2 separate regions of the Homo sapiens genome follow, and region 1 is linked to region 2. A link is an interaction called in ENCODE POLR2A ChIA-PET data of the cell type or tissue named here. Cell type or tissue: Panc1. All regions are shown on one strand. Links, peaks and the distances in the headings refer to the core of each region. The heading gives the core; the rest is flanking DNA.

Evidence for each region. Peaks named below come from ENCODE experiments on the same cell type or tissue, not always from the same donor. Only the 100,000 strongest peaks of a DNase experiment are listed, where the experiment ranks them.
Region 1: POLR2A ChIA-PET joins it to region 2 with 15 read pairs; 3 of 35 experiments call an interaction of 5 or more read pairs at or near these places.

Annotation. Positions count from the first base shown.
Region 1 is chr6:56,724,956-56,737,250 of GRCh38, forward strand. It overlaps DST (dystonin), which reads right to left. Exons shown (of 104, transcript NM_001374736.1): 5 at 10,273-10,334. Among named protein-coding and RNA genes, the nearest start is that of DST-AS1, 110 kb to the right of the region's middle. In Panc1, for the core only: no CTCF peak of the experiment used is centred there; DNase peaks (open chromatin) are centred at 4,946, 5,374 and 5,886; H3K27ac peaks cover 7,673 bases.
Region 2 is chr6:56,819,873-56,832,167 of GRCh38, forward strand. All of the region lies in intron 4 of DST (dystonin), which reads right to left. Among named protein-coding and RNA genes, the nearest start is that of DST-AS1, 18 kb to the right of the region's middle. RefSeq lists a silencer at 1,125-1,325. In Panc1, for the core only: no CTCF peak of the experiment used is centred there; no DNase peak of the experiment used is centred there; H3K27ac peaks cover 600 bases.

The DNA of each region.
Region 1 (12,295 bases), core at 2,653-10,652, 95 kb before region 2:
TAACAGGCTGTTTTACACACACACACACACTGTGTAACAGGCACTGTGTTCAAAATTCTATGTAAATTATTTCATGGAATATAACCCAAATAAGAGGGCACTATTCTTATCTGTTTTACAAATGAGAAAACTAAGGCCTAGAAAGGTTCAAAGTCATACTACTAGAAAATAGTTGAGGAGAGACGTGAGTCTAAGCAGCTCAGTCCAGAGTCTGTGCTTTTCCCCACCACACTGTGCCACCTACCCTGGGTCACAAAGTACAATGAAAGAATGTGTTGCAAAAAGTAGGAATATCTTAGAATAACTTACCACTGAGGCAGACTCCAGGTATGACTAGCTTACTACCCTGTTGACCTTCCTATGCACAGCTGACTTTTCTTCCTGAATCTATTTGACATTCCACTGGAGATTTATTTCCCAGCGGGATGGCTAATGTGCTCTATCATTCACAGACTACAGTGAATGAGGTTCCCATCAGTCTTTCTTCATGACCCTAGCTGAAACCAGCTGCTCTGGGAGTCCAAGATGAAACATGAACACTCTGGAAAAGAGAGTGCCTCGGGAGGACACACACATGCACTGGGCCCCTGGGTAGAAGAGGGTGATTCTAAGGAATGGACAAAGAAAAGGAGTTAGGTAGTTTGAAATTTAAATCTATTTGGGAATGAGAGGAGGAAACCACTCTTTCTCCTCTAGTATATGGCTTCTTGAGCACTTAACATCTGTACGATAGTATATGCATTAAATAAGATCTAGAGGGCTAGCCTGAGAACAAGACCAGTTCTTGTTCTACATTGTAACAAGTTTCACCCATTTAAGGAAATGCAATTTCAGGCCTCTAAGAATGACTTATGAAAGCTCCCATTCCATATGTTAAGAACTCTATACATATGCAGCAGCAAAAACTGACATATTAATGAATGCCATGGGTTCCTTAAATTTTAAACCTAGTGGATTTTCCAGGAGAGTTTTTTTTTTAATCACAAACAAGATTACTTGAAATTTTTTGATAAAAATATATTTAAGCAAACAACAGCATCAGAATATATTAACACTGTACATCAACAGCATTGTGCCATCCAGTCAGGTATGAATTTCAACACTTTTGGAAATACGCAATAGCCTTCCCAGCTTCAACAGCTTCCCTTTGAAGTCAGCCCTCTTTTAAATGTTCACAACACAGTAATTTCTTCTATATTATATTAGGTTCAAATGACTCAGTTTCCAAACTCCTCAGCAAGTCCAATTCCTTCCCTGGAAGGAGTGGCCTTCTACCTCTCTGATTACAGGTTTCATTTCCTTTGCTATTTGTCTTTCTCTGTCAGTCCCTCTGTCAGACTAAAACTAGTCTCTGAATTCTCCCTCAGGTTTGCAATATGGTAAACCCTCACTAGAGCCTGGAAATGGGGTTTTCTATTTGATTCTATGGAAAAGAATATCTTAGACCTTCAAAGAAACCTGGCTACATCTACAATAAGACAACAGTGGTTAAGAACAGCAAAGCTAATTAGTAACTTAGGGCAAATTAATTAATCTCACCTATGAATATGAGTAAACTTCCTACTACCTAGCTATAAATGGAGAAACTGGTTTATCCAGTGGACAGAACATAGCAGTCAGAAGAATGAATCCTAACTTGGACCCCACTGGTCAACCTGTTGGACTTGGGGCCTCAGTTTCTATACCTATAATTAAATAGACCTTTTTAGCTTTATAAGAAGAAAGTCACCATAAGTTTATTTCTCTTTTCCTGCAGACTAACGTTTATCTCACTCCTACCAAAGCAAGCCTTTCACTTCTCCATCATAGAAGTAATATAGTATACTAGTGGGAAAAAAAGCTTTATTTAGTTTCATATTCATTCATTACACATCAAATTCCTTAGTACGGTCTGAGGAAAACAGCAGTGTATCAGACAATATGCTAGAGGCCGCAGATGCATTGTTTCTTATAACAGATATAACCTGTCCTTATGCAGCTTTGAGTCTAGTTTTGAATAACAAACCAAGTCTAGTGCTTTAATCCTCCTACTACAGAACTGTAAAAGGAAAATAAATCTTGGGGCCCCAAAATCACTAAGCTAAAGGGAAAAGTCAAGCTGGGAACTGCTTAGGGCAAACCTGCCTCCCATTCTATTCAAAGTCACCCTCTGCTCACTGAGATAAATGCATATCTCATTGCCTCCTTTGGAAAGGCTAATCAGAACTCAAAAGAATGCAATCATTTGTCTCTTATCTACCTGTGACCTGGAAGCCACCTCCCCACTTTGAGTTGTCCCACCTTTCTGGACTGAACCAATGTACATCTTACACATATTGATCTATGTCTCATGTCTCCCTAAAATGCATAAAACCTAGCTGTGCCCGGACCACGTTGGGCACATTTCGTCAGGACCTCCTGAGGCTATGTCATGGGCACACATCCTCAACCTTGGAAAAACAAACATTCTAAATTAACTGAGACCTGTCACAGAACACACACACTTCCAATGTGAAGATCTGTACAACATGATTTAGAATATGTTAGCACCACTGAACAAAGTGTAATTTTTTTTCTTCTTTGAAAACGCTTTAGAAATTACCCTTTTCCAGCTAAAACAATGACCCTCAGGAATGCTGCTTGGCTTCTTTGCATACTTTTATCTGTATCTCTAAACTCTTGCCTAGTGTGTTGATTGAAGAAGAATGCAAATAGAAATTTATGGCTACATAACAAGGCCAGGGCATACCAGCCAAGATAGAGTATATGAGGGAATGCTGAAAGAAATTAGAACACAGCAAAGAGGCCATGTGCCCTAGCATATTGCTTTCTTTCTACTTCTCTGTCTCCATTTCTTCTTCATGATTCAAGATTCTGTGTCTTTATATTTTGGCATAATGCAATGGCATGATGTAGTTCTGTGGAGCCAGGAAGGACGAAGGACTAAATCTCAGCTCTGCCAACATTTTAGCTACTTCATGTTGGGCAGATAACTTATCCTCCCTGAGCCTCAGTTTTCTCACTGATAAAATAAGGATTAAATCAGATAATGTATGTAATGTATCTAGTGCAGGGTCAAGCACATAATAAGCACTCAATAAATGGCATTGACAGTGGTGGTAGTAATAATGATAATCAGGAATAAGAAAGTCAAGAAGAAGAAAAACTATAAGTTGACCACAAGATAGAACTAAAGTTATTTGAGGGAATTACTGAATAAAATTTTGGTGTTCTTAATTTGAAAAGATAGTTCACAATTTTATCAACAAACACTAAAATGACTTATAATTGCTTAAATGGCCCTCATAAGAAAAAACAAAAAGTTTGTCTTCTTGTCATGAAATAATTTTAGGTTCAAAAGATATTTTGCTATTAATCCATTTTTCCATTCTATATAAATAAATTCTTGTTCTGTATTCTTCAAAAATGTCAATTTCATACAAGTCTCCAAAAAGGCTATAGAAACTGTTTCCAATTAAAGCAGGTTGGCAGGACATGGTGGCTCACACCTATAATCCCAACACCTAGGGAGACAAAGGCAGCAGTCTGGCCAACATATTGAAACCTCGTCTCTATTAAAAAATACTAAAAATTAGCTGGGCATGGTGGCTCATGCCTGTAATCCCAGCTGCTCAGGAGGCTGAGGCACAAGAATCACCTGAATCCAGGAGGGAGAGGTTGCAGTGAGCTGAGATCACGCCACTGCACTCCAGCACGGGTGACAGAGCCAGACTCTGTCTCAAAAAAAATAATTAATTAAATAAACAAATAAAGCAGGTTAAAGAGACATGACACCTAAATGCAATACCTGACCCTGAACTGGTCCTTGCCCTCGGGGAAGAGAGGATGATGTAAAAGATCAACAAACAAGACTGAAATACAGACATTAAAATATTATACCAATATAAATTTATGAAGTTGCTAACTGTGTGGTCCAAAACAGAATAACCCTATTCTTAGGAAATACATACTGAAGTATTTAGAGGTAAAGGATTATGGTATATATAACTTACCCTCAAGTGGTTCAGATAAAAAAAGTACACACACACACACACACACACACACACACACACACACACGACTGGGGAAGGGAGAATAATAAAGCAAACTAGGTAAAACATTAACAAGAGCTCAATCTGGGTAAACAGTCTATCAGTGTTCCTTGTACTACTTTATTTTTGCAACTTTTTAAAGTTTAAAATATTTCCAAGTGAGTTCGATAAGGCTAAAGTTTAGGAACTACTAACATAAATCTAAGGTCTGGGGAAAAAAGTCTTATTTGTAGGTTTTAAGAACCCAAAGCAATACACTCTACCAAGCAGTATTTTTCATTAGCCCTTTATAAAGTTGATGCTTCAAAAATTCCCCTATTTTGGCTGGGGGCAGTGGCTCACGCCTGTAATCCCAGCAGTTTGGGAGGCTGAGGCGGGCAGACCACCTCAGGTTAGGAGTTCGAGACCAGCCTGACCAACATGAAGAAACCCCGTCTCTACTAAAAATACAAAATTAGCTGGGCGTGGTGGCACATGCCTGTAATCCCAGCTACCTGGGAGGCTGAGGCAGGAGAATCACTTGAACCCAGGAGGCGGAGATTGCGGGGAGGCAGAGGTTGCGGTGAGCCGAGATCGCACCATTGCACTCCAGCCTGGGCGACAAGAGCAAAACTCCATCTCAAAAAAAAAAAAAAAAAAATTCCCCTATTTAATCTGAGCCCACAGATGTGAAATTATTCTCGATCACTTTGCAATGGTCAAAACCACAGAGGAAATAGAGCTTTTTTTTCTGTTCTCTAAAAGATACCACTGTGTTCTCAGCTTGAGGATTTATATTATCTTCCCGCCACCAAATCAGAAAATAAAGAACAGTGTGATTGATTTGGTGGAGTCATGAAGTCACTGACTTCACTATGTGGGCAAAGAATATCTGCGCCATGAGTAAATTAAGCTTTCCAAAGTCGTGATGGAACAGTGATAAAATCTGTGATAGTCAGTTGGGTGTCTCCCATGCAGTAACCAAGTAGATGACTAACAAACAGAGTGTGTCCAACAATGGCATCCAGGGCCTCTTCCTCTCCAAATGCATTTATGTGTCAATAAATTAAAGTTTACAAAAAGAAAAAATATTTAGACCAAATATCCTCTTTCAAATGTGAAGGAATAAATTTAAAATATAGCTGATCAGTATTGAAGAATATATTTCCACCATAAATTGCCAATTAGATGGATCCTATGCAAGGAAACCACATTATATAGACTTCTCTGGACTCCAATCTTCCCCTAAAAATCATTTATCCCCTTAAACTACTCCTCCTAAACACAGTCTCTCATGGCTCAAGTTCTAATTCCAGGCCCAAGTAAGTGATTAAAGGGAGTCTTCTAATGATAGCTGTTAACATACTTCAGAAAATAAAGTCCTTCCTTCTTTCTCTGTCCCCCACCCCATTCCCCGAGAAAAGCAAAAGCTAAATCAGTACTTAACTCATAGGTGCCATTTCTCATATTGTTGTCCTATGAATTTCTAGACAGCAAATTGCACATGATGAGTAACAACAAGTAGTTATATAAAACCCTCTAATATAAAGAGGGAGTACCTAGTGTCATAGGTAGAAGAGGCAGAAATAAATGTTGTAAATGACAAAAGAATGTCATCAATTTTATATTTTGGAACAATTCTCCAGGTAAAATTTAGCTAACTGAAGACACAGGTATTTCCAATAACAACCAGCTCTTACTCTAGTTCTGCAGTTTAAATTATGCTAAAGAATAATATATAAATGTTCCTGACACCAGTAATTTACCTAGAAACCATGATTTGCAAGGTAAATAATCTGTGTGTTAACTGCACTTTATTCTTAAAAGTATTCTGAAGAATGATGAATCAAAAGGAAAACATTCTTAATAGAACAATCAGTTTCAAGGGCAGGCTTAGTCATACAACTGAACTACCGGAACACTAAAATTTAAATACATCTGGAAAAAAGCCACGGATGTCTGCTCACCAACAAATACAAGTTTTAATTAATTAGCCGATTTGCTTTAAACAAATGTAATTTTAGCCTGAAAAATACAAAATAAGGCCATATTAACTTTTTTCTGGAGAAAAGGTTACATTTTAAAAGTCCTCAGGGCCCATCCTCAAGCAGCCTTGGCCCAGGGCTGGGGTGTGCAGGGCACCAGGATGCCAGTGGGAAAGCGAGATGGAGCAGCAGTGGTTGAAGGCCAGGCTGAGGGCTAGGTGTCATCCACTGAGACTAAACAGAGTTTAGTGTTATCTGCTGGACTGTTGAGTGAAAAATATTCTCTGACCTGATCCTGAATTTTCCTTGATAATCAAAAGATTAAGAAACAGGGTCACACCACGTTACCCAGACTGGACTCAAGAGACTCTCCCACTTCAGTCTTCCAAGTAACTGGGACTACAGGTGTGCACCACTGTGCCTGGCCCAGAATTGTTTTCTTCATTTCATTTTTGGATTGTTCTTTGCAAGTGTATAGAAACACAATAGTTTGTTAAATACTGATATTGTATGCTTCAACCTTACTGAACTCATTTATTCATTCTGGTAGTTATTATGCTAGGTTCCTTGAGATTTTCTTTAAACAAGATGCTATCATCTGCAAATAGAGATGGTTTTACCTCTTCCTACTCAGTGAAACCATCAATAAGAGATTGATGTGTTTCATCTCATTTTCTGGCCTAATGCTCCTGATTCTTTTTAATGTTGTATTTCGCTGTTTGGATGTATCATAATTATTTTTACCAATCTCTTATTGATGAACATGTAGGTCATTTCCAACCTCTTGCAGTTATAACAGTGCTGCAATAAATAACCTATTACATACAGTCATAGAGTAATATTTCTCAAACTTTTTGGTCTCAGGATTACTTTACCTTTTTATACATAAGTTGCAAGTTTGGGCTTAGAAAGAATTTAATAATCATGAAAATTTTGTTTTCTTATAAAGTTGCTTTAATATTTGACATTGTTACCCTATCTAGATATTTTAAATGATATAATAAAACAAATGATGTCACAAATCAAATATTTAACTTTTTAAACAATAATATTTTTAGAGATTGCTTTTTTCTGGATAAACAAGGACTTTTAAAACAAAGAACTAAAAATCTTGAAATTTTTAATCAGGTTTCATGTTCCTAATTTTAATGGGTTCTAGTTCACAAGTGCTAGTTAATTCTTCACTAATCAGCCAGATGAAAGTGGAGATCGAAAAGGACCCTCTTCTAAGGAAGCAGCATATGCAAAGCTTAAAGATAAATGAGACCATGGTTTGAAAATATAGAGTGGCATACACTTGGTTAAAAGCAATTTGATCATCACAACAATTTGGCCTAAACAGCCATTTGGTTGAAAAGGAATATCCCCCAGTTATGGCTTTTTTTCAAGTATCGCTAATTTTGGTACATCATGGGTTGTTTTTCAAGCTTCTGTGCCAGAGTTTTCAGGAAAACTTTTTCTAATAATTGCTTTTGTGTTTCTAACTGATTTTCCAGAAACATTTATAATTTTGACTTTTTTCCTTTTAATGAGCATGCTTTTGAAATAAGCAAAAAACAACAAAAGAAACTGTATCGAAGAGCAAAAAAATCCTCACCAAATATTTTAAGAAGAAAATATTTATGCACATAAATGTAACAGTAACTTATACAATCATTTAAAAGCTCCACAATGTTTACTTTTGCCAGTTATATAAACTTTTAAAAATTGACCACGCCAGTATCAACCCTGAGCACTGTGTATATGCTTTTTTATAGCTACATAAATCACAACTTCCTAAGTCACAAAAATTAGCAAATAGTTGAAACAATAAGTTAAGAAAAGTAAACACAACCCCACATCCAAGGGGAACCTGCTGGGATCTGCAACCTATTGCAGTGCTCAAAGAAGTCAAACACTGGACACAGCGTCTCATTTGAATTCATATTCTCATTTCACGACTTCAAGTGCAGCTCTACCAGTAGCAGCTGTGGCAAGTTTCCCCTACTTTTAAACGAGGGAACAGAACCAGAAGATTTTGAAGATGCCCTCCAAGTGTGACTCTAAGTAAAACTAACTTTGAGGTCCAAAAGCTGCCAACCTTTCAGAAGTAAGATGAGTGTTCACTGACTCCCTTTCTGTGAGAAGAATGTGTGGGAGAAGAAGAAAAGGAGATTTAAAAAGGACTCCAGGCCCCCAAATCAACCTTTAAAAATCTGTGGAGGGGTAGGCAGGGGGCAAGGAGAGCACAGCTACAGGATTACCACAGGTAAGCCATTCTTCAGTGTCCCAGCAGAACTCTAAGGTAAAGAGGCAACACACCTATCAATCTCCTCAAAAAGAGTCTGAACCCCAAACTGTAGCTTTTTCTAAAATGAATAAACTAAAAGGAAAAGTACTTGATGTAATAAAAAGAGACACAGATAAGGGAAGCAGATGGGCACCAAAAGCAACTTACACTTAACTTCACAATTTTGTCTGACACCTTCCAAGTCAATCCACCCTTCTACACCATACGCTCTCATTTATAGAGTGCCTAACAATATGCCAAGTACTATGCTTTATGCTTATTTAGACTATCTCATTTAAATCCTCACACCAAGCTGGCATTACCACCATTTTACAGATGAGGGCATAAAGAGATTAAGTTCACACAAATAATGAATTGCAAAGCCTGGACACACCACCATTTACCTGACCTCAAAGGTGAGGCTTCTTCTGCTCCTCTGTTTGGTGTACATGTCACAGACTGATAACCTTGCAAAAGATGTTTTCCTTTCAAAGCTAATTTGTTCAAAATTAACATAATATACCTTTTACAAAAATGAAAAAAAAAAGAATCCAGTAAAGAAAGGCCTGTCTGGAGACTAACCTCTCAAGCACCTCACTGTCCAAAGGAATAGGACAAACAAGAATAGTTCTTGGAGTCACAACAAGGGTGAAAAAAACAGGGGGAAATAAGTGAATAATATTAAATTTAAGTTAACAAGATAAAAATTTAGAAAAGGCAAAACTTTTAAGAATTATTTAAAAGACAGGGAACACGTCCCTAGCCTGAGTCAGCACTCCAGGCAACTTATTACAGTATCCACACCCCAAACTTTACAGAGTGTCCTAGCCTGTAAGGAAGAGATCCTCTCCCATAAAGTATGTGCAGAATGAAAGAAAAGCTTGAGAGAGGACAGATGAACTGCCGCATGCTGCGTCAGAATTCACAATATATTTCCTCACAAAGCAGAGGGTTTCAACCTTTTATCGCTTGTGATTCTCAACCAGAGAGTGCGTGATGTGCCCTCCCTGAGGGATATTATCAGAATTTGAGAAAAAGGTTCTGTCAAGTGGTGAGAGAGACAAGACTGACACACCTCTAAGGTAATTCTGATACATCCATGAAATAAAAATCACTTTTATAGAAGATGACTAAACGCAATTTACATTATTGGTACCACTCTTAAGCTACATGATAGTTTAAATAAGATTTGTTGGCTAGCTTAAGAATACATAACCACATTTAAAATAACATTTCTATGTGAGAAAACTCCAAATAGAAACATGACCTATTTCAACTTTAGGGCTCTCCTTAAAAGGTGGGAGAAAGGGGAAGTGACCAATAGTTTATTGTGAAATCCTAAGGGTTCCTTACACAAGATTTACAGAAGGGCTTCAATAGGGTCCAATAACTCCACGAAATTACATGCAAATTTTGTGTTTATCTATTTTCTGGATAGTTTATATTCTCAAAATTACCCATGGTACACAAGTAAATATTAATTTAAGAACCATAACCATTAACTGCTTCATAGAGAAAGTTAGACATAAGCACCAATCACTGGATTAAATTAAGTATAAGAATATAATAAGTCTAGACTTCTGTCCCTACAATATCTTTATTCTCATCTAACCTTCTGCCATCCACATAAACCTGAGGCCAGAACTTGGTTTGAATCTTGAGAGAGAAAAAAAATCTTACTAAGAAATGTAGCTTTTCCATGCACTAACATATAAATATTTACAGATTTCTGAAACTTCTGAGATTTTATAGATTCCAATAGTAACAGGTTTTACTAACGTCACAGAATGCACTGAAATCACTGGGTACTTACCTATCCACCTCCATCATTACCCACCGTCCACACACCAAATAATTATAGATGCCTAAAATGCATGCAAAATTCTCTAGAATTTAAACTTTCAAGATGATTTTCAAAAGTTGTGCTTCAGAGCTATATAATCAATTACTGCAAAATAAACTGAAATATTCCAAACAATTCCAGGAAGTGAACGAAATAAAAACTGACCTTCATGAGATGCTGATTTATCCATTTTGTAAATGTTTTCTTCTGAACTTTGTCCCGTTCATCTGGAAGGAAAAAATATATATAAAGATAAGGTTGGTAAAATCTATGAATAGATGACTTTGTGATCATGAATATAAACAAAAATGAGATATTTAAAAGATATGCTTCAGTGTATTCAAAGTTTCTTGTTAAATTTTGGCAACTTCAGGCTATCTGTAAGAAAGTGTTTAAAGAGCTGCTTGTCAGGTTGGTCTCTTCCCAGTACTGCATTTACCAATATTCCTCCATTAAACAAATGCCCTCTGCCCCTCTGTCCCATAACCCCTCATCACCACCACCACCACCATGAAGTTGTCTAACGTAAGCCTTGTCCTTGCACTGAATTTCCCAAAGCCCTTTACCATATGTACATCCCATTTGCTCTTCACAGCCATAAGAGGAAGGGTTACTCCCATTTTGTAGAATAAGAAACCAAGACTTAACGAGGATAAAAGACTTGTTCATGATTACCCAGCAAATAGTTTAAAGTCTTGACAAAAGGCAAGGCCTAAATTGAGACTTTTTGGCTTGAAGTAGACTCTGGCTGAACATTAATTATTCTGCTTAATTAATATTAAGTAGTAATTTATTATTATTATTATTTGATATGGAATCTCACTCTGTCACCCAGGCTGGAGTGCAGTGGCATGATCTCCACTCACTGCAACCTCCGCCTCTGCCTCCTGGGCTCAAGCAATTCTCCTGCGTCAGCCCCCAGAGTAGCTGGGACTACAGGTATGCGCCACCATACCCAGCTAATTTTTTTGTTTGTTTTTTTTGTTTGCTTGTTTGTTTGTTTTGTATTTTTAGTAAGGGTTTCACCATGTTGGCCAGGCTGGTCTCGAACCCCTGACTTCAAGTGATCCACCCACCTTGGCTTTCCAAAGTGCTGGGATTACAGACGTGAGCCACCATGCCTGGCCTATGCTATTTCTTTCCTAGATTCCTGTGTTGAACTGTACAACAAAGAAATGCCCCAACTAGATCTTTACTGTGGACAGTGATCCTGCCCTGGTTCCTATAGACAGCACAAAGAAGAGTGAGAAAAGTTTTCTTCTGATTTAAGGAGAAAGAGCAATTGGAATGCTGTGGTTCATCAAGTTATTATTTCAAAGGAGAATGATAATCATCCAACACCTAAAGCTAGCATTCAAAACTGTATTACACTATCTTCTTCCTCCCTACTTCTAGACAGCAATTCCTTACTTTCTTATTTCCTTCTTCTCTCCTTTCTGCCTCCAGGGCTACCTCTTTCTCCTTCCTTGGTGGTCTTCTTTCCTCTTCTACCACAATTCAGATGTTCTCCATCCTTTCCCTGGGGGTAAGATATGTCTCGGTCTCTTTCTTCATCTCTTTTTCTCCTCATTCTTCATTCCTAACCCCCTTTAAACTACTGTAATATAACTAAAGTTTCTTTGAAAATGTTTGTCCTATTTATTAAAAGTATTTATGTTCTCTAGAATAACTTGAATGTAAACAAAAGTATATCAACTAGGGAAAATATACGCAATATGAGACAAATGTTACTATTATGAAAAAACAGCAAGAAGAAAAAGATTAACATTTTAATACATAAGCAGGCAAAAACAGACAGTTAATCAATTTTTTAAAAAGTAATGCCCAAGGGTCAGGTGTGGTGGCTTATGCCTGTAATCCCAGCCCTTCGGGAGGCCAATGCAGGCAAATTGTTTGAGCCCAGGATTTGGAGACTAGCCTGGGCAACATGATGAAATCCGGGGCAACATGATGAAATCCGTGTTTACAAAAAAATACAAAAATTAGCCAGACATGGTGGCATGCACCTGTAGTCTCAGCTACTTGGGAGGCTGAGGTGGGCAAGTCATTTGAGCCCAGGAGCTCAAGGCTGCAGTGAGCCATGATGGCGCCACTGTACTCCAGCCTGGGTGACACAGCAAGACCTTGTCTCCAAAAAATAATAAAATAACAATAAAAATGTAATGCACACAGGTACTCAATCTCACTA
Region 2 (12,295 bases), core at 2,496-10,495:
TTCTTGTTGATTTATATAAGCATTCATATATTAAGGATAGTAACATTTCGTCATAAATAAAACTCAAATAAAATCCAAACAATTATTGAAACAAGTCATAAAATAATTCTGAACCATGAGTAATTTACTTAAAATTTATCATAGCTACTACTGCCTCACATTCAAGAATATCTGTAACCTCAACAGGCAGTATGGCAAGCTGGTTAAGAGCATAGGCTCTAGAAACAGATGGCCTGGTTTAGAATCCCAGCTCTGCCGTTTTCAAACCGTAACTTCAGGTAAGTTATTTAACCACTATGTGATTCAACTATAGCAACTGCAAAATAAGGATACTTTAAGTACCTAGTTCAAGTCATTGCTTTGAGGATGACATAATTCACAGAAAACACTTATACTATGCTTGGAAGGCAGTGTACATGTTCTGTAAGTGTTACCTGTTTTCAGTAGTATGCTAGAGCCAACTCATAACAACTTGAGAGTGGACTGTTGAATTTTCACAATTGTGTTAGCCAATTGTTAAGCAAAGCCTTCATTAAAAATTAAATTACATCAGCCTTCAATTAAATAAATTACACCAACAACAAAGATAATAAATATTCAAAACTCATCACTTAACTAATTTCTTTACATTTGCTATTATCTTTACACGAGTTTGTTTACATCTAGTCCATCTGTATAGTGGAAATATTGTATGATATAGATATGCTACTGCATATCTCTTCCCAACTCTGCACGCAGTGACATCAACTTGGTCACCCGAAATCAGCCATAGTAAAAGTATTCACACCAGAAAATGAAAAACTGCTATAAAATCAAGAGTTTTTCCCCAAATAGCTGGTTGCCAAATACTTACCAGTACATTACTGCCTATTATTATAGTGATTATTACAAGTTATCTCTAATTTCTTTTACTTTTAGTTTCTTTTTCACAGAAAAAAAAAAGGATGACAAATCTAAATGTTAGTTATCTTTACTTCTTCTCCCTATACGTTGCTGTGTATACAAACTTGACTGCCAAGCTGAGGTTCCCTTTCAAAAATGTGTCCCTAAAGGACCACATACCTTTGCCTACAATTACACCAGACAGAGGCCTTGCCTTTCCAAACTGCCAAGGCCCAACAGATTCAGTATTCTTTTAAAATAACACGGCTAATCTGCCATGCTTCAATATGGAGGCCACCTTAAGGAGATAAAAGCTAAGTGCCAAACTGTCATCAGATACAGTCCACACATCTCTTAAAATTGTTTTGACCTTCTGACATTACTTAGCAACTCAAGTCAATATCAAACAGGCCCACAGTCACTCTAGCTGAAACACAAATATTAACTTTCAAAATAATGGTCAGGTACTCCAATTACTCACTGCATGTCTTCTGTTGGGATCTAGTGCAATACATGGCATAAATAATGTGTTCAAAGGGATCAGCTAAGTACTTCGATTCATGTCAAATTCGTGGCAATGTTTACACAGCACAGAATGAAGCTTGCAAGGAAGCAAGCTGGCTGGGCCCTCAAGACTCACCCTATGTGTTCAGGACCAGGAGGTAGAAGTATACTGCATATGTCTGGGGGCTTAAAGAGTACAAGGACTTTCTCTGGGCAGCATGATTAAGTGGAAAAAGCATTAAACCAGAAATGAGAATAACTGGGCTCCAGCTCCAACTCTAGTACTAACTAGTTCTATGAGCTGAATATCTCTGAACCTAATTCTTCTCAGAAATAAAATGCAGGAGCTAAATTATACAATCTTGGCATTATGATTCTGCCCTATTATCATTCAGAATAAATGTACTGTCACTACAAAAAGAATCTTTCCTCTCTGACTGCCCTATGAAAACAGTTTTACTAAACTGATCCAAATTTAAATATCACATAGGAACATTCACATTAGTAGGAAAATATAGAAATCTGACCTATCATGTCTTAATTATCCAGCTATGACCCAACTTTAATATTTTTAGGGTTAGCTTAACACAAAGGCAAATACATGAACTCAGACTAGACTTTTTTCCCTGCTATACCATCACCAAGCTCAGTCCAGAGCTTCCATCCAAGTCTTCCATCAAAGACTTTCATCAAAGTCTTTAATATGCACTTTATCCACGTTTATTAAGAGAGATGTGGATAGAGAGTATATTAAAGACTTTGCGGATTATAAGCCCACAACATTTCTATAGTCTATCTAATTCTAAAGAAAATTCATGCAAATTTTATGTACATGTGAATTTTATTTAAAGAGAAAAGGAGGACATTCTACCTCTGAGCATGATACTGACAGAGACGGGATTTATTCTCCACTGTAAATAACTAAATATACAGACACAAATTTATGAAATCACAGTTTTGGGGCAATAAACAACACGCAGCACAGGGGAGTGTCATCTCTGAGAAAAGAGAAATAGACAAGGTGAGTCCTACTATTACCCTCAGCTTACTGCCTGGAGAGTTTCCAGGATATGGTACAGGAAGAAGAAACCAGGGAGGGGATGGGACGCAGGGGGAGGCAGCAGTTCTCCCTCAGGTGAAGAGACAGTTCATCTGAGGAGGTCAAGACAACTAGAATTTGCAGAGCAGAGAACCAAAAGAGACTGCACAAAAGCAAATCCCAGAGATCTGCAAGGGGTTGCATTCTTACCTGAGTACCATGTATATGTGTGTAAAGAAACTGTATGAAGCCAGGTGAAGAACCATCAGAAAGGAGTAGGCAGAATCAAGAGTATTGCCTCTGAAGTAAAAAGTAAAAGTTCACAGCAACAAAAATTTCCCAGATCCTCAAATAAATCATTAAAATGATAGAATAGGTAACATTAAATTTCCTGTTACCTGAAGTTGCTATATATGTGCTGACCCTAGCAGTATACCTCTAGACCTTTTATATTTAGAGGTTCTAGAACTATATACAGCCACTTTAAAAAAAAAGCTACACTATTATTTATTTATTTTTATTTTATTTTATTTATTTATTTTTTTTTTGAGAAGGAGTCTCGTTCTGTCACCCAGGCTGGAGTGCAGTGGCGCAATCTTGGCTCACTGCAACCTCCGAATCCCGTGTTCAAGGAGAATCCTCCTGCCTCAGCCTCCCGAGTAGCTGGGACTACAGGTGCCCGCTACCAAGCCTGGCTAATTTTTTTTGTATTTTTAGTAGAGACATGATTTCACCACGTTGGCCAGGCTGGTGTCCAACTCCTGGCCTCAAGTGATCCACCTGCCTCGACCTCCCAAAGTGCTGGGATTACAGGTGGTGAGCCTACACTATCTCTAAAGTAAACAAAGAACACCCTGGGACAACACTATTCTCTGAGTTCCCAACAAATTTCTAAGTAAGTCTGTCCGTGAATTTTGCCATTGTTGTCTAAAGGCACACTCCTATTCTGAGCCTCCCCTCAGTATTTTTGTTCCACATGTTCCAGCACTATGTTACTTTTATCTAAATTGCATCTTTTCTCTCTAGAATTTTGTCCTTCACTATGGCAACAGTTCATTTTGCCTATCTTCCACGTAAAGAAATTATGTAGCATGAAATAAGGAAATGTGTATAATTTTTTTTTGTTTTTTTTGAGACAGAGTCTCGCTCTATTGGCAGGCTGGAGTGCAGTGCCGCAATCTCAGCTCACTGCAATCTCCGCCTCCCGGATTCAAGCAATTCTCCTGCCTCAGCCTCCCTAGTAGCTGGGACTACAGGTGCACGCCACCACACCCAGCTCATTTTTGTATTTTTATTAGAGACGGGGTTTCAACATGTTGGCCAGGATGGTCTCGATCTCTTGACCTTGTGATCCGCCCACCTCGGCCTTCCAAAGTGCTGGGATTACAGGGGTGAGCCACCACACCTGGCCTGTATAATTCTTGAAAATTACAAAACTTACTTCAAACTTCATCTGCTTGGCAGTTTTTAAATTGCTGGGAGAAAATTAGTGAAGGTAGTGTACTTGACTGGAACTATTATCTAGAGTTAGCTTGGTTAAGAAACTGAATTCAGAAAATCTTAAAAGCCCAAAACCTGCAGTAGAAATTCATTCAACCTTTTTAGAAAAAATAATTATTGAGTATTTACAATATGCCAAGCACCATGATAAGCAGCAGAAGTATTAAAAAGACTTACATAAAAAATATCCTCTGCCTCTGCCTCTGCCTCTCCCCACGGTCTCCCTCTCCCTCTCTTTCCACGGTCTCCCTCTGATGCCGAGTCGAAGCTGGACTGTACTGCTGCCATCTCGGCTCACTGCAACCTCCCTGCCTGATTCTCCTGCCTCAGCCTGCCGAGTGCCTGCGATTGCAGGCGCGCGCCGCCACGCCTGACTGGTTTTCGTATTTTTTTGGTGGAGACAGGGTTTCGCTTTGTTGGCCGGGCTGGTCTCCAGCTCCTAACCGCGAGTGATCCGCCAGCCTCGGCCTCTCGAGGTGCCGGGATTGCAGACGGAGTCTCGTTCACTCAGTGCTCAATGGTACCCAGGCTGGAATGCAGTGGCGTGATCTCGGCTCGCTACAACCACCTCCCAGCCGCCTGCCTTGGCCTCCCAAAGAGCCGAGATTGCAGCCTCTGCCCGGCTGCCACCCCGTCTGGGAAGTGAGGAGCGTCTCTGCCTGGCTGCCCATCGTCTGGGATGTGAGGAGACCCTCTCCCTGGCTGCCCAGTCTGGAAAGTGAGGAGCGTCTCTGCCCGGCCACCATCCCATCTAGGAAATGAGGAGCGTCTCTGCCCGGCCGCCCATCGTCTGAGATGTGGGAAGCGCCTCTGCCCCGCTGCCCCGTCTGGGATGTGAGGAGCGCCTCTGACCGGCCGCGACCCCGTCTGGGAGGTGAGGAGCGTCTGTGCCCAGCCGCCCCATCTGAGAAGTGAGGAGACCCTCTGCCTGGCAACCACCCCGTCTGAGAAGTGAGGAGTCCCTCCGCCCGGCAGCTGCCCCGTCTGAGAAGTGAGGAGCCCCTCCGTCCGGCAGCCGCCCCGTCTGAGAAGTGAGGAGCGTCTCCGCCCCGCAGCCACCCCGTCCGGGAGGGAGGTGGGGGGGTCAGCCCCCCGCCCGGCCAGCCGCCCCGTCCGGGAGGTGAGGGGTGCCTCTGCCCGGCCGCCCCTACTGGGAAGTGAGGAGCCCCTCTGCCCGGCCACCACCTGGTCTGGGAGGTGTACCCAACAGCTCATTGAGAACGGGCCATGATGACAATGGCGGTTTTGTGGAATAGAAAGGGCGGAAAGGTGGGGAAAAGATTGAGAAATCGGATGGTTGCCGTGTCTGTGTAGAAAGAAGTAGACATGGGAGACTTTTCATTTTGTTCTGTACTAAGAAAAATTCTTCTGCCTTGGGATCCTGTTGATCTGTGACCTTACCCCCAACCCTGTGCTCTCTGAAACATGTGCTGTGTCCACTCAGGGTTAAATGGATTAAGGGCGGTGCAAGATGTGCTTTGTTAAACAGATGCTTGAAGGCAGCATGCTCGTTAAGAGTCATCACCACTCCCTAATCTCAAGTACCCAGGGACACAAACACTGCAGAAGGCCGCAGGGTCCTCTGCCTAGGAAAACCAGAGACCTTTGTTCACTTGTTTATCTGCTGACCTTCCCTCCACTATTGTCCTATGACCCTGCCAAATCCCCCTCTCTGGGAAACACCCAAGAATGATCAATAAATACTAAAAAAAAAAAAAAAAAAAAAAAATTTCTGTAGTTTTCTAACTTGCTTTTGCAAATATCAAAAGTATTCTATCTTCTGTTTTTATAAACAAATATGCAACTTGCTTTTCTCTAATCTCCCTACTATTTCCATATCATCTCTTAGTATCAGGTATTTCCTGACAACTGTGGGGTTAATTTCTATTACAATTCGCAGAAAAAGAAGTTGTACTATATAGGACTAAAACTTCTTGATCCCTACTGTCAGATAATTAAAACTGTGAAACAAGATAATGGGTACAGAACACACTGGGCTCACCAGGTAAAGGGTTTAAGAAAGTGGCTCTTAGAGTACTTCATTTGTACTGCATATACAGCACCTTAATTGTCCTGTGACAAACCATGCTGGTTTTCCCCAACAGACTGAGATCTCCTAAAGGAAAGCAACATCATCTTTTTTCATCTTTGTATATGTCATGGCACTCAATAACACTATATATAATTTATTAAATAAATGAATGAAAAAAGTAAAGTTAGATAAGAAACAAAACAAACGGATCCTTTGGCTTAGGATGGCCCTTCTTAGGGACCAATATTACACATGTCTGAATTATGCAAGGCAGTGTCTTCTCATCCCACTGTACTTTGCCTAGAAAGACAGCCTGCAAGTGTATGATCAAATCAGACACTGAAAATAATAGCTAGGGCCATAATGGCCCACCTCAGCCATAAATGACCACACAAACAATAAGTCTATAAATTGTTTATGAAAGTACCAGATGGTCTATTAAGTCAATGTCACTTAATACCCACAATGTTGCTTATAAATTATACCTGTCAGAATCACATGGAAGAAGCTTTTCTCAAAAACTGGCAATATTTTATATGCATGAAAATATTTAATAATTTTATTATTTTAAACTTTCTACTTTATTTGTGGTGGTATTTATATTTATTATAGAAGTAATAAATATGTTTTAAAATGTCAAATTCAGAGATGAAAAGAAAACTTGTTCTTGAGAGCTAACCACTCTTAAGTTTGGTTTCTCTATTTTCATAGCTCTCTCTGTTTGCATATAGAATTTTTTTCTTTTTTTACAAGAAAGCCAAACACATAATCATGTGCCTTTTAATTTTCCTTTAAACTACATGGCAGAGATATTAGAAGTCAATATTTAGAGATTTAATTCATATTACTTATTAGTTGCTTAACATTTGAATATCAAAATTTATTCAACTATTCCCTATTCCTGGTCATTCAGGATGTTTCCAGTATTCTGCTATTACAAACAATGTCACGATAAATATCTTTGCACTTAAATTCTACCCACAGGAAAGATTCTGAAATACTGCTGGGTCAAGGAGTAGATGTGTCTTCAGCAGCATCCTTTCTCCAAAGACAGTAACAAGTCACATTCTCAAAAGCAGTGCACGAGAGCACTGTTTCCCCATGTTCTTGCCAGTGCTGGATGTTATAATAAGTGCTTTTAGAAGACTGTAACAAGAAAAGTAGTTTCTAACTTTAAAAAAACTACTCCTAGTTTTTTAAAAAATCCTTTAAATCTCTCTTAGGCTTGCCCACTGTCAAAAATGTATCTCCGATTAACTAATGGCCTGTGCTATAGAAATTCACTTGTCAGTTCCAAACGACCAACTTATAACACATTTTCTCTTAAAAATGCTGTTTAAGTAAAGGTTAGGTCATCCAGGCTAATGTACAACTACATTTTTAATTTAAAAAATGGTAAAACAGGGCCGGGCGCGGTGGCTCTCGCCTGTAATCCCAGCACTTTGGGAGGCCGAGGCGGGTGGATCACCAGGTCAAGAGTTTGAGACCAGCCTGACCAACATGGTGAAACCCCGTCTCTACTAAAAATACAAAAATAAGCCAGGCGTGGTGGTGTGTGCCTGCAATCCCAGCTACTCAGGAAGCTGAGAATCACTTGAACCCAGAAGGCGGAGGTTGCAGTCACCTGAGATCGTGCCACTGCACTCCAGCCTGGGCAACAGAGTGAGACTCCGTCTCAAAAAAAAAAAAAAAAAAAAAGGTAAAACAATAGCAACAATATTATCAATGTAAAACATATATTGACATTTTGTAGTCAATCTAGAATAAAAATTGAATATAGAACGGTGGAGCTATAAAAAGTATATTTAATAAACTGTAGGCATGTTTATATTAGAATCACACTTTCCAAATCACATCCTTCCCAACCATGCATTTACCTGCTGTTAGCATAGAGGGAACTGAGGACACCAGGACAGCCAGAAGAAATAGAACTAAGCAGGGGCGGAAGAGTTGGGGGGAATGTAAAATATATGTGTGGAGACCCAAATGATAAGAAACGGAGTTGGGCTACCATTCATCTAAAAGCTTCTGTCTCCCAAACTCTCAGAAACAGCAGGAGATACATTCCCTTTCCCTTTTTCACTGTACTTTTCCTTCTTTGTACCCCACCCCCACACACATACACAGAGACCCACCATATGCCCATTTGAGGTGAGATCAAATCAAACCTTTCATGCCTTCCACTGATGCTCCTACTCTCTAGCTGTGTTAGAACTGATGCATGTAGCATCACATTCTCCTTTATTCACTCCTGATCCAGAGCACATGGGAAGGATCCAGATCCAGCATACTCTCAAAATGCAGGCCATGGGGAGGGGTGATGGCTGAGGTGGTCAGTGGCCTAGATCTGCCTCCCCGGAGCCTGGATCTTATAGTTAACTAGGAAACAGCCAGAGAGCAACACACTAATCCAAGAGCAGCAGCCAAATTTTCATCCAACTCTTCAAGGTGGGAAATATTTTAGTTCCATGTTATAATGCCGATTTATATTAGTCTGAATATATTTCTTAAAGCCCCAGAACACTGATAGCCTGCTGCATGCAATGTACTATCACCAACATAATGCAAGGCCCTAAAATACAGAAACATCAATGGTAACACTGAAACCTCAGCATTCCTCTTATTGCATGTAAAGAATAACACTGATATCACTACTTCTGTCTTTGCTATTGCTTCACTTTTTCCACTCATTTCTTCTAGATTCTTGCCCTTACTTTTCATTAACTTGGATATAGCCAGTGAAAGCAGCTTCTATACACCAGTAAGAAACAAAGGAGACTGAGCAATGTGAAGAACTAATAATCAGGAGACCTTAGTTTAGAGCTTGCTTTTTCCTTTACTGACCCTCCTTTTCTGGACTTTAGTTTTCTTGAGGATAAAATGAAATAAGTGAAAATCAGCATACTCAATGTTTACATCTTTTCCCTACAGGCAATGGTAATTCTCAAAGGCTGGGCAGGTGGGAGAGCAGAATCAGGGTTACAAACAGAACTACCCAAGAGTAGTTCTATAGTTCTGTACCCTATATTATCCTATAGTTCTGTTAATGGGGAGGAGGGGAAGGGTAGAATAAGAGAAGGGAAAAACAAATCTAGAAAGCTTCACTAATCCCCCAGAATGAAGCCACTTCAAAGCTGAAGACCACAGTCCCTAGTCTTGAAGCTGTAGTTCCCCCAAGACTCAGAACACTGGTTTAAAAATCTTGGAGAAAGAAATGGCCAACCAGAAATAGCTTGTTCAAGTTCACTGCTAAAGTGGAATTAAAAGTACTATGAAAAAAATCTTCCATTAACTGGAAATGGAAAAAGGAGCCTTGGAGGGGACAACATTTAGGCCTTTCCTGAAAACTGCATGTATATGGTGATCACTTAGCCAAACACAAAAGAAATACTGACCTAGACATGCAAGAACAACACATAGTGACAAAATAGGTAACTTTAAAACTTCTCAAAAGAGGCCATTTGCACACACTTAAAGTTTACATATCATTAATACATGTAATGAGAGTAAAAACACTTTTAAAAGTGTGAGTTTCTTCCAAAGTTTGACTTGGCAATGTTACAGATAAATCTAATGCCCCAAAGTACTCCTTGATTGAATACCATTAATAAATAATACAGTCTTGAAGCCTAGCACAAGTAATGAAATACAAATGCAATAAATGATTGCAAACTATATCAAAAGGCTGGAAGGCATTTTAAAAGGGTTTTCAAATGGAATCAATAGTAGTTTCTACAAAAAATTAAAACCATGAATGTGGTGATCATTTCCAAAATAATAAATGAGATGTATGCCATAAACAATGGAAAGTATGTCAGAAAATGATGTCAAAAGTAACCAGATCATATCAGTATGAAGTGATACATTCAAAACTCTTTTTAAAAATATAAAAGACCATTAATTTTTTTATGTCTAGCACCCCAAGAATCTAAAATAGTTGCTGGCACACAAGAAACACTCAAGAAATAAATAAATAATGAAGTAATTAATTAAGGCAGGTATAACAGGATGATAAAGAACCTTGGCAATCATTCATTTTCATGTATAAGCCATCCAAAACTAGCTACTTAGCATGAGTTAGGAATGAAAATCAGGTCTCCTCAGTACTAGTAGTTGCTTCCTTTATTGTTGAATTTCTAAAATTCATAGTGATTAGAATTTCTTAATTGGATATATAACTCAAGAATCTACTTAATCATGAACTAGGCACTATCTTATAAATATTTAATTGCTAATTGGTTTATGTCACCCATATGACTTCTTTCTTATCTTGAAAAACTGTGTTTCTGAAGCTTGTAATTACATGGAAAAATACCAATGTAATAATATTAACCAAAAACTGTCAGGATACAAAACTGCTTAAATGTTTCATCAGACTGTTTACCACACATTGTGCATTGTCATGAAAATGGTTTGAAATGATATTTCATGGCATTAAAAAATGCTGTGATATATTAAGTGCATCTGCAGGATATGGAACTGTACACGCAGTAGTCCCAATTTTTAAATGTTATATATTATGGAGAAAAAAGAAATGGAAAAGGACATATGTCATAAAATTAACGTATATAGGTAATTGAATTACAGATTTTTACTCATTTTGTCTACTTTTGTCCACTTCTTTATTTTCCAAAAATGTTACCAAGTATATGTCATAAGTTTTCTTTCCATATTTTCCCCAAGTACTTACATGGTTCCTCCTTTGTCACTGAGTACTACAGAAATTACATCTTTAGTCAACAGGATAGTTTTTCTGTCTAAATGTACAACCCTCTAATTTTAAGAGCCACTTCAATTAACAACGAAAGCAAGAGATAATAATGGAGTTTTTCCCTCAAGTAACTAAATCCTCTACAGTCAGCAACAGAACTTTTCACCAAAGTTTATGGACGTGGTAGCCCAAAACCACATTAAACAAAAGGTAAGCCATACTTCTTCCTAACTATGGACTGTAATTCCAGAACAACAGCAATATTCAACTGCTGTTTACTTAAACAGAGACTATTACTTCTCACCACATATATTACCTATAGTCCACATTATTAATGATAACTTTGACTGCATATAAGGATGAGCCACAATTACCTACAGTATGGTGTTCTCTAGACTGGCTATCAGAAGACCAGAATTCTAGCCCCAGTCCACCACCTAGTCAATGCAATCATGGAAGCCTGATTTCCTTGCCTATAAAATAAGGGCACTGGCACTTATGTTACCCATCTCAGAGAATTGTTATAAGAATCAAATTGTATCATATATGTAAAAAAAAGTATAAAGTGCTAAAATTATTATGATCATCAATCTAATTGAGAGTTTCCTACACCATATTAAGAGTGTCACATCCAATCTTTACATTTGCTGAGCCATGGCTAAAACTTATTTCTCAGTACTAAACCCTCAGGTTTCATAACATATGTATGATAAAGCAGAGTTCTTAAAAATGGAGGATAAAATCTTCAACTCAACACCGGTTATGTATAAGCAAAATCTATCTTGTTTATATTAAAGTAGTAATTCAATTTTGTGATAATACTTTTCCTAGAATGCAAAAGGTGAAATGCAAGGTCAGATTGTCCAAATGACATGGTAAAACCAAGAAAAATCTCTGTCTGCACCATCCACCCACACATAACACAAAGCCTCTCCCTTCCCCAGCTCCCACTGAAATTCTGCCTTCCTTCAAATGCCAGCCCTGCTTGTGAAACCCCTGGATGCTCGTATCACTCCTCTTGTGTAGCACTCACATATAATGAGTGTAGCTGGTCCACTTTCGTCACCAAACTCTGCTCTTTGAGAGGCTACAAACCTGTGTTCCTCTTCCTTCTGTAGGCCCTGATTCCTTAGCATATTTTAATGTATAGGATCAATAAGTATTTGGAATTAAACCACATGTTCCAAACTGGTGAAGATCTGCTTCTCCCGGTTCTAAATCCTTCATCTCTTCCCAGTTTTTCCAGGGAAAGACTGAGTACAAAATACGATGGGTATGAGGGAATAGAGAATATACTAGATGGTAATGTGTTCACTTGAAGCATATGATCAATTAATTTCTGACTAGAAATATGAGAAAGGTTGGGAACAATGCTGCTTGAATGCTTTCAAAAAATGCTAATTATAAAAGTATTTCATTCCATTTACAGTATTTTACTTCTACTGAAGCACAAATTTAAATTTCTATATAGTTTTCTAAATGGAAAGGGATATATAAGTACAGGTCTTTTTCCACAAGAAAACTAAAGCATCCTTGCATCTTGCTTTCTGTAATTTAGAATCCTTCAGTCCTGCTTTAGACCTTCCAAAAAGGTTCAAAGAAAAAGTATAAAGACTACACATTATCT